Linked DNA regions of Homo sapiens: region 2 is linked to region 1. Evidence: read pairs that join two places in POLR2A ChIA-PET (ENCODE). Cell type or tissue: PC-9. All regions are shown on one strand.

Region 1 (4,000 bases):
TCCAGGCACTGGGTCATCCATAGATGGTAAAACCATTAGGTGAAAGAAGGGGAACTTTACAATGAAGAAATCAGGCTGGCACTACCTAATCCACTGATCAATCAGTCTTAGCATTGCAAAAAGTAAGATGACTAAACGTTATGGCTGATGTGATGCATGATGAATCTAATCAAGCTTTTAGATCTAATTCTAGTCTAGAAGAAATTCAGCAAATAGAAGCGTAAATTAAATACTGCCACAAGGAAATATCAGCCAAATCTAGAATTGGGGCATTCTACAGGAAAAACATTCTGATTTTTTCAGCAAGTCAATGGTATATGAAAAAGGACAGGTGGGGGGCAGGAGGAAGGAATGTGAATCTGCACGGAGATACAAAACAAGTATAACATATTAGTGGTTAAAGCTGACTGGTGGTTATACAGGAGTTCATTGTACCCTCTACTTTTGTGAATTTGGGGGAAATTTTATAATAAAAAGTAAGACATACACACCAATGAACAACAACAACAAAAAAACCACAATGACTTAGAATCAAACAGCTAGAGTTTGAATCGCAGCTCTACACTTACTGTGAATGTGGACAAGTTACTTAGCTTCTTTAAACATGGTTCTCCTTCTATAAAATGGGAAAAATATTACCTCCATTTATTAAGTTTGAATGAGATAATAGACAAAATGTGTCTAGTACATAAAGAGCCCAGTAAATGTTAACCACTGTCATCATTAGTATTAATGTTATTATTATTATTACTATTATAGAGGATATGATAGCAAAGGCTTCTGTATAGTTCTTTATGTAAGTAGCCAATTTGGGGGGTTCAAAACTCTTATTTCATTTTCAAAAACACATATGATACACAAATATAAAACACCTATAAATAAGTACTTTTCTATTACTCAGCTTTTTGAAAATTAATAAACACAAACATTACTATCACCAATGTAACATTAAAGAAGTTTGTTTGTTTGAAATTTTATGCTATACTTCAGTTAAATTTAACTGACACAGTGCTATCAATATTGTATCTATAATTCTTCATAGTTCTATTGTTAAATTTACATTTTCCTTAACATGAACAATAAAATAGATTATATAACTAATAGCAAATCTAAGAAACATGCAAGGCAATATTTTTCAACTAAAAAATAAAAATATTCTTATTTCTAAACAAAATCAGTTGAATGCTCATATTACGTATGCTTTAGATAGCAAAAAATAACGCTTTTGTAAATAAAAAATTATACTGAACTCTACAGTGCTGAGACAACTGATAAATTTTTCCTTTCACTTTTAATCAAGCTTCCTGTTGTAAGAGCTCAGCAGACAGTGACGCGAGACACTGCCTCCCAACTTCAGTTCACCTTTGCAGTTCCACAAGGGACACCATGTCAAGATTGTTCAGCTTTTTTGATGAGTGCTGCGTGGGTAACTAATGTGTAAATGCAGATACGTATAGAAAGCAGTTTTGACAGTGATGTATTGCAACTGGTTCCAGATGTCGGTAAGGGATGCTTGGCCAGGCATCTAGAGCTCCACTGCCACGGAGCAGCACCAGGACCAAACCAGTCTTGAAAAGACCATGGCACTCTAACTCTTCAATTAGAATCTTCTTAAAACAATTATTTTGCTTCTCTTCTTTCAGAAAAACACTAAAATATTACTGCTTTGTTGCTCATTTTTTTTAATTTAAGGAAAGAGCTGACATAACAAGCCTAATAGTTTGGCTTTCAAAGGAAACTTCAAAGTGAATGGAGGAAATATTAAAAATGAAGCACATACTCATCTCCTATAATGAGTTTTTTAACTAAATTGCACCAAAACTTACGTATGTACAAAAGTTTAAAGCAACCCCTGACTAGCAAATTAAATGTTGAGATTACTCACCTAATATTAGAATTCTTAAGAATATCATCATAAATATGATACATATAATTATAAACCAAATCAGCAAGCTTATTTTCTCTTGCTGTCCAGAAACGTGACAAGTGTATATTAGCTAAAGAAAATGTACCTCGGTTGCATTTGACTTTAAAAATTAAATAATGAATCTTGTAATGATGTAGTTTGAGAATAAAATTCTAGAAATGGAAGACTGACAAGCAGCATGTGAATAAATGAATTTCTGGGCCACTAGCTAATGAAATACAGAGAGATGTATACAGAAATTCCAAAGTGAAAATATGTTATTACAATCATGCAACGAATCGTCTTTAACATTTAAAATTGATAAAGTTGCACTTTCTACATGAAAAATGTTGTAGCATGGCTCCAACACAAGCATTTGGTCTGATGGGAGTTTTTTCAAACAACCTGTCTGTCTCCCTCTTCTTTCAATACCAGACTCCCAGCTCCAATCAAAAAACCTCTCAGGGGATCACCTACAGCTACATTCTCGCCATGTGGTTTTGATATAAGGCATTTTCTCATTGATCAAGGGAGCTGCAGAAGCATGTGTTCTGTTTATCCTAGAACAAAGAAGGCGACTTACATTACTGATGTTCAGAATCAAATCAAAGGTTTTGAAATACTTTTAATAGGAATAAAGGCAAACAAATCTGTCAAACGACGTTTAGACTCAACGTTCCTTTTGATTTTCTAACAAATTGAATAAACTGAACATTCTAAACATATTACCAAACTTTTAATCTGTGAGAAGACCTTGTGGTCAATAACTTCCTATCATAAGTAAATTGTTTAACTATAGCTCAAAGTTACTATGTTTGGTCTGATATGACATGATATGCTAATTGAGGGTAGAAAGTAGTTTAAAAAACTGACCAATCTTATTTTTTCCAGATGGATCATCAAATGTTTTTCTAATCTTGCATTTTCTTAAATGACCAACTGGTAAAATTGTATTACCAGTTCTAATTGGCTTAGAATACAGAATGTTTCAAGATAGCAGAAGAGCTGTATTCATTCCCATCTCCCTTCTTATAGGGCTCTGTTTTGATAAATCATTATTGTGACTTGGTTTTTGTTCTATTCCTAATAAATTATGTTTAACAAATAAAAATATACTTTAATATAGCATTTCTATATAAACCATTTGTTGCTGTAAACTATGGAAAATTTGTCTAGGCAGTACATATATCTCAGTATCTCTGAGTATATATATCTCAGATCTGATAGGTCAAAAGCAAAATTATTACCCAATGAAAATGTGATGAAAATGTATTTAACTGAATGACTTCTGTGTTTATCTTGTTGGTTTACTAATAATTCAAAGTAAATCCTCTGGACAGCAAACTAGTACTCCTAAAAATACAAAATACACATCATTATATCCAGCAAAAGTCCAAACCTAAGGACTACTAATATCTGTATCCAGCAAATAAGGACACAGAAGACTAAGGTCCTAGATGAATTTAGTTTCTGATCCTTCCAAAATGCGTAGTTCCAGAACAAACCTCTGTATCAGTCTTATTACTGGTAGCAATATAAATTGGTACAACCACTTTGGAAAGCAATTTGGCAACATCAGATAAAGTTGGATATACACATACTCTATAAACCCAACAACTCTATTCCTAGTTATATACCTCAGAGGAATTCTTGCATATGGACAAAAATATGTGTACAAGCATGTTTATAATACCAAAATTTCAGATGAAATGTAAGCATCCATCAGTAGTGAAATGAATGTGAAGTTCATCTGCACGGTAGAATACTACAAAGCAGGTAAAACTAATAAAATCAATTCACGGATATCAAAATCAATGCAGTACATGTTGAAAACTGGTGAGCAAAAAATCAAGCTACAAAAAGATGTACAGTGTGTATATACGACACATAGGTATTACATATGTGTATATATACACATTATATTTGTCAATACTAAAAATACTAACATTATTTGTAAATACACGTATGTGTAGTAAAAGCATTTTTCACATGAGAAGAATATGTACCAACCATAAGATAAATAGGTACTAATTTGGGGTGGGGAAGTTAGTGAGCTGAACGGATGGGGAAACTTCAAACATATGTAAATGGATA
Region 2 (4,000 bases), 290 kb after region 1:
AGCCGTATGGAGAGGAGGGTTGTGGAGATGTCTCTGTATTAGGGAAGCAAATTAGGTCCTTGGTTTTGAGATCGGCCCCCAGCCCCTGTGGAGAGTCAGCCACCTAGTTGGGTCCAACCTAGGCTTAAGGCCCTTCCCAGCCTGTCCTACCATTGGGAAGCTTTTCCAGAACTTAGCTTGGGGCTTGGCTTTTCTTTCAGATTTCTCGTCAATATGAAGTTCTGCCATGTTTTTTGGCCACATTCCCTTTAGAGATTCTTATGGAGAAATGGGAATGCGACCAAACTCCTTGTGGCAATTCCCATGTTCCATAGTTGGAAACTTGGGTCCCGTTTGTTACATGAGCTACTTGGAATTGGTCTGTTTTGTTCCAGTGCCCAAGTGTAGTGAGTAGTATTTGTGATACTTGCTATTGCAATTAACAGTCTTGGTGAAGTTATACCTCACACAGGAGATGGGCTTCTGTTTTTAGAGTACTTGTTCCTTAGCGGTTTTTTTCCAATCTAGATGAAGCCTTTCCCCCACCCAGTTTGATTAATTGGAAGCTTACAAGGAGTGTAAGTGTTTTGTCTTATAATTACTTGTGCTTCAGCTAATATTTTGACTTTCTAGGACTAAGATTAAATCATTCATACTGAAGTGTATAGACTGTATTTAAAAAAAAAAATACAGCCAGGTGCGGTGGCTTATGCCTGTAATCCCAGCACTTTGGGCAGCTGAGGCAGGCAGATCACAAGGTCAGGAGTTCAAGACCAGCCTGGCCAAGATGGTGAAACCCATCTCTACTAAAACTACAAAAATTAGCCAGGCACGGTGGCAGGCGCCTGTAATCTCAGCTCCTGGAGAGGCTGAGGCAGGAGAATCGCCTGAACCTGGGCAGCAGAGGTTGCAGTGAGCCGAGATTGCGCCACTGCACTCTAGCCTGGGTGACAGACATCTCAAAAAAAAAAGTGTGTGTATGAATAAAGAAATATATTTACTAGCTAGTTAGAGCATTTTCTTTTCCTCCTTCTCAATTACTTTGGGGTATTACTGCCCTGCGGCCCCACATGACGTTTTTTTGTCTGGGGCTCCATGAGCTTAGTATGATGGCAGTATCTGCCTGTAGTGACATCTACTGACACAAGCCAAGTTTATCAGTTGTCAATCCTTGTTGCAAGATTTGGTTTGGAAGCCAACACTAGGAACCCATGGTGCTGCTGACCCACACAGACCACTTAGGTTCAACTTGGACAAATTAGAAGAACCTTCCCTAAGCGTGACCTCTCTCACATGGAACTGCTCACGCTAGAATCGTTTATCACTGCCCCCCCGCCACCCACCATTTGAAGTATATTTATTCAACCTATTTTTAAATAATTGGCACCTCAGTATGCACTTACTTTAAAACTTGCTTAAACACGGCCGGGCGCGGTGGCTCATGCCTGTAATCCCAGCACTTTGGGAGGCCGAGGCGGGCAGATCACGAGGTCAATAGATCGAGACCATCCTGGCTAACATGGTGAAACCCTGTCTCTACTAAAAAAAAAAAAAAATACAAAAAATTAGCCGGATGTAGTGGCGGGCGCCTGTAGTCCCAGCTACTTGGGAGGCTGAGGCAGGAGAATGGTGTGAACCCAGGAGGCGGATCTTGCAGTGAGCCGAGATTGCACCACTGCACTCCAGCCTGGGTGACAGAGCGAGACTCCATTTCAAAAACAAAACAAAACAAACAACAACAAAAAAAACTTGCTTAAACACAGTGAAGATTGCAGTAACATCTCTCTGGATGAATGTTGGTGATGATTTAATATTTGTCTTTTCCTACAGAAATGCTGCTCATGGATTCTCCCTTATTCAGGTGGACAACACAAAGGTTACCATGAAGGAAATCTTACTGAAGGCAGTGAAGCGAAGAAAAGGATCCCAGAAAGTTTCAGGTGGGATAGTTAAATCATATTCTCACAGTAGTAGAAGCTTAACCCTTATTAAAAGGGCATAGGGGGTGTGTGTGTGTGATGGCTGGCTAGATTCTTTCAGATGTCATTGCTAGAAGGTTTGGTTAGCTGATCTATGCAAGAAAAGGTGATTGTACACTGCCCCTCGGCCTCAGAAAGGGACTGGGTCAGCGGCATATGTGAGAAGAATGTATTCATATCAATTGTGGAAGTTCCTTCATTAATAATTTGTGGTAGACTCAGACAGAGCTACTTGTGCTGATGATCAGTTGATATAAAGCTGTCTTGAAAACCGAATCAGTCCTAAACTTGAATCACTGCTATTAATTTCATGTTTTCACATAATTTCCCATGGGAGAACTTTTAGTTACTAATATTTGTGGTATGGGGAAGAAAAGAAAAATTTCTCTTCATCCTTATCAAATGAGGGCAACCTTTAAAAAAAAAAGACGAATAAAAAGACAAATCACTTGATGTGCACTAATAACTTAACTCCTCATTACCCAACTTTATATAGAAAATATGCTTATAGTATTAGCTGTGATATTTAAAGGATATATACCAGGATTGAGAAATAATCATCTTGAGAAATAGCTCAAAGATTTGTCATATCACAGACAACTTTAATATAAATCAACTCATATATGACGTGTTGAATATCTTAGCTCTGTAAATAAAGAGACTTCTTAAACACCTTTGATTTTACCTTTTGGAAAGGAAAAAAAGCATTGCTGGGGTTGAAGAAAATAGTTTTGTGCTCTTTTTAAGGGGAGGCATATAATCTGTTCCAGATTTAATTAGCTATCTTCAGATGAAAGCTGAAGTTTTAATAAAAGTTAGAAGAGATAACACAGTGAAGGACACGGATGAGCTGTCTCAAGGCCATATTCCAGGGGAACGATAAGAGCTGTAAAAAATGGCAGAGGAGAGCAATTGAATGGAGCAATGAAAATCTGATTCTCATAAAAAAGAGAGAGAGAGAGAGATGCTGGTAGGGGCGGTTGTAGATGAGACCTGCTAGCGTCTGCAAGCAATTTGGATGCTTGCCAGGAGTCATTGTTCACCCTCGGCTGTGGCGGCTCCGTCCAGATGTGCCAACTGCACGTTTCGGCTTTTGCCAGCTGACTGCGCCGTTTGATAACCAGCTCTCTGGATGCCCATCACTGGCCGCAGAGATAGAATTAAATGATGATGATCTTCCCACAAGTTGGGAGAGGAAACAATGCATATAAATCTTGATTTCATCTCAGCATGAGAAGTCTTTATCCATCATCACTCATAATGAACAAGTCGTTAGCTGGGATGAATGGTGTTCTGGTTTTTCCAAACACCTCTTTTGTTCATTTTTTGGGTGACTTTTATCCATTGCGTGGGGGTCAAACTTCTTTGCATTTAGGGGATGATTGAAGAGGCACAGCCACTCCTTCCCAGTGAAAAGTGGATATTTTGGGGTTCCAGGTGCCAATCTAATAGCTTTTAAACAGCTTTAGATAATCAAAGATATTTAGTAGGCATTCACCCTTTCGGATCCTGGTTCTTTACTCTTGTTTTGGTCCCAAATATTTTATATAAAAGTATATTTGTGATATAATGCATTATATTCTAAGAAGGCCTTATTCTGAAGTGTCCAAGGAGAAGGTGAAACTTTTTTAAGCTTCTTAGTAGAAATTCCACTGTCACAGATTTTTCAGACCATGAAACTCCTATGAACTTACTTAGATACAGCTGAGCAAGTATCTTTCCTTCTGTCTCCCGTCGTCTCTGTCCAATTGCATACCCGTTTTTCTATGTCCATTCCCAGCGTTTATCATACACACATTTATTTATGTTCACCTTTGTGTACACATTACTGCCTTTTCCATCAGAGTCTTTGCCATATCCTTGGCAAAGAGTTAGGACTCGTTATCTGAAAAACAGTGATCTGCGTTATTTATTCCTTTTCATACAAGAGAAGCCAATTGAGATTGATACATTTACATAAATTACTGTCCGTTTTCTTAATCCAAAAAGCTTTTTAACAAAAGAAGCTCTTTCTGTAGCTTTAATAAGTCTGGTCTCATAAA

What was found. Peaks named below come from ENCODE experiments on the same cell type or tissue, not always from the same donor. Only the 100,000 strongest peaks of a DNase experiment are listed, where the experiment ranks them.
Region 2: POLR2A ChIA-PET joins it to region 1 with 6 read pairs; 2 of 35 experiments call an interaction of 5 or more read pairs at or near these places.

The regions. Positions count from the first base shown.
Region 1 is chr9:125,827,361-125,831,360 of GRCh38, reverse strand. All of the region lies in intron 2 of PBX3 (PBX homeobox 3), which reads right to left. Among named protein-coding and RNA genes, the nearest start is that of PBX3, 82 kb to the right of the region's middle. In PC-9, no CTCF peak of the experiment used is centred here; no DNase peak of the experiment used is centred here.
Region 2 is chr9:125,540,978-125,544,977 of GRCh38, reverse strand. MAPKAP1 (MAPK associated protein 1) reads left to right here. Exons shown (of 12, transcript NM_001006617.3): 7 at 1,810-1,919. LOC124902270 (a long non-coding RNA gene) reads right to left here. Exons shown (of 2, transcript XR_007061774.1): 2 at 2,540-3,843. Among named protein-coding and RNA genes, the nearest start is that of MAPKAP1, 160 kb to the left of the region's middle. In PC-9, no CTCF peak of the experiment used is centred here; no DNase peak of the experiment used is centred here; H3K27ac peaks cover 2,016 bases.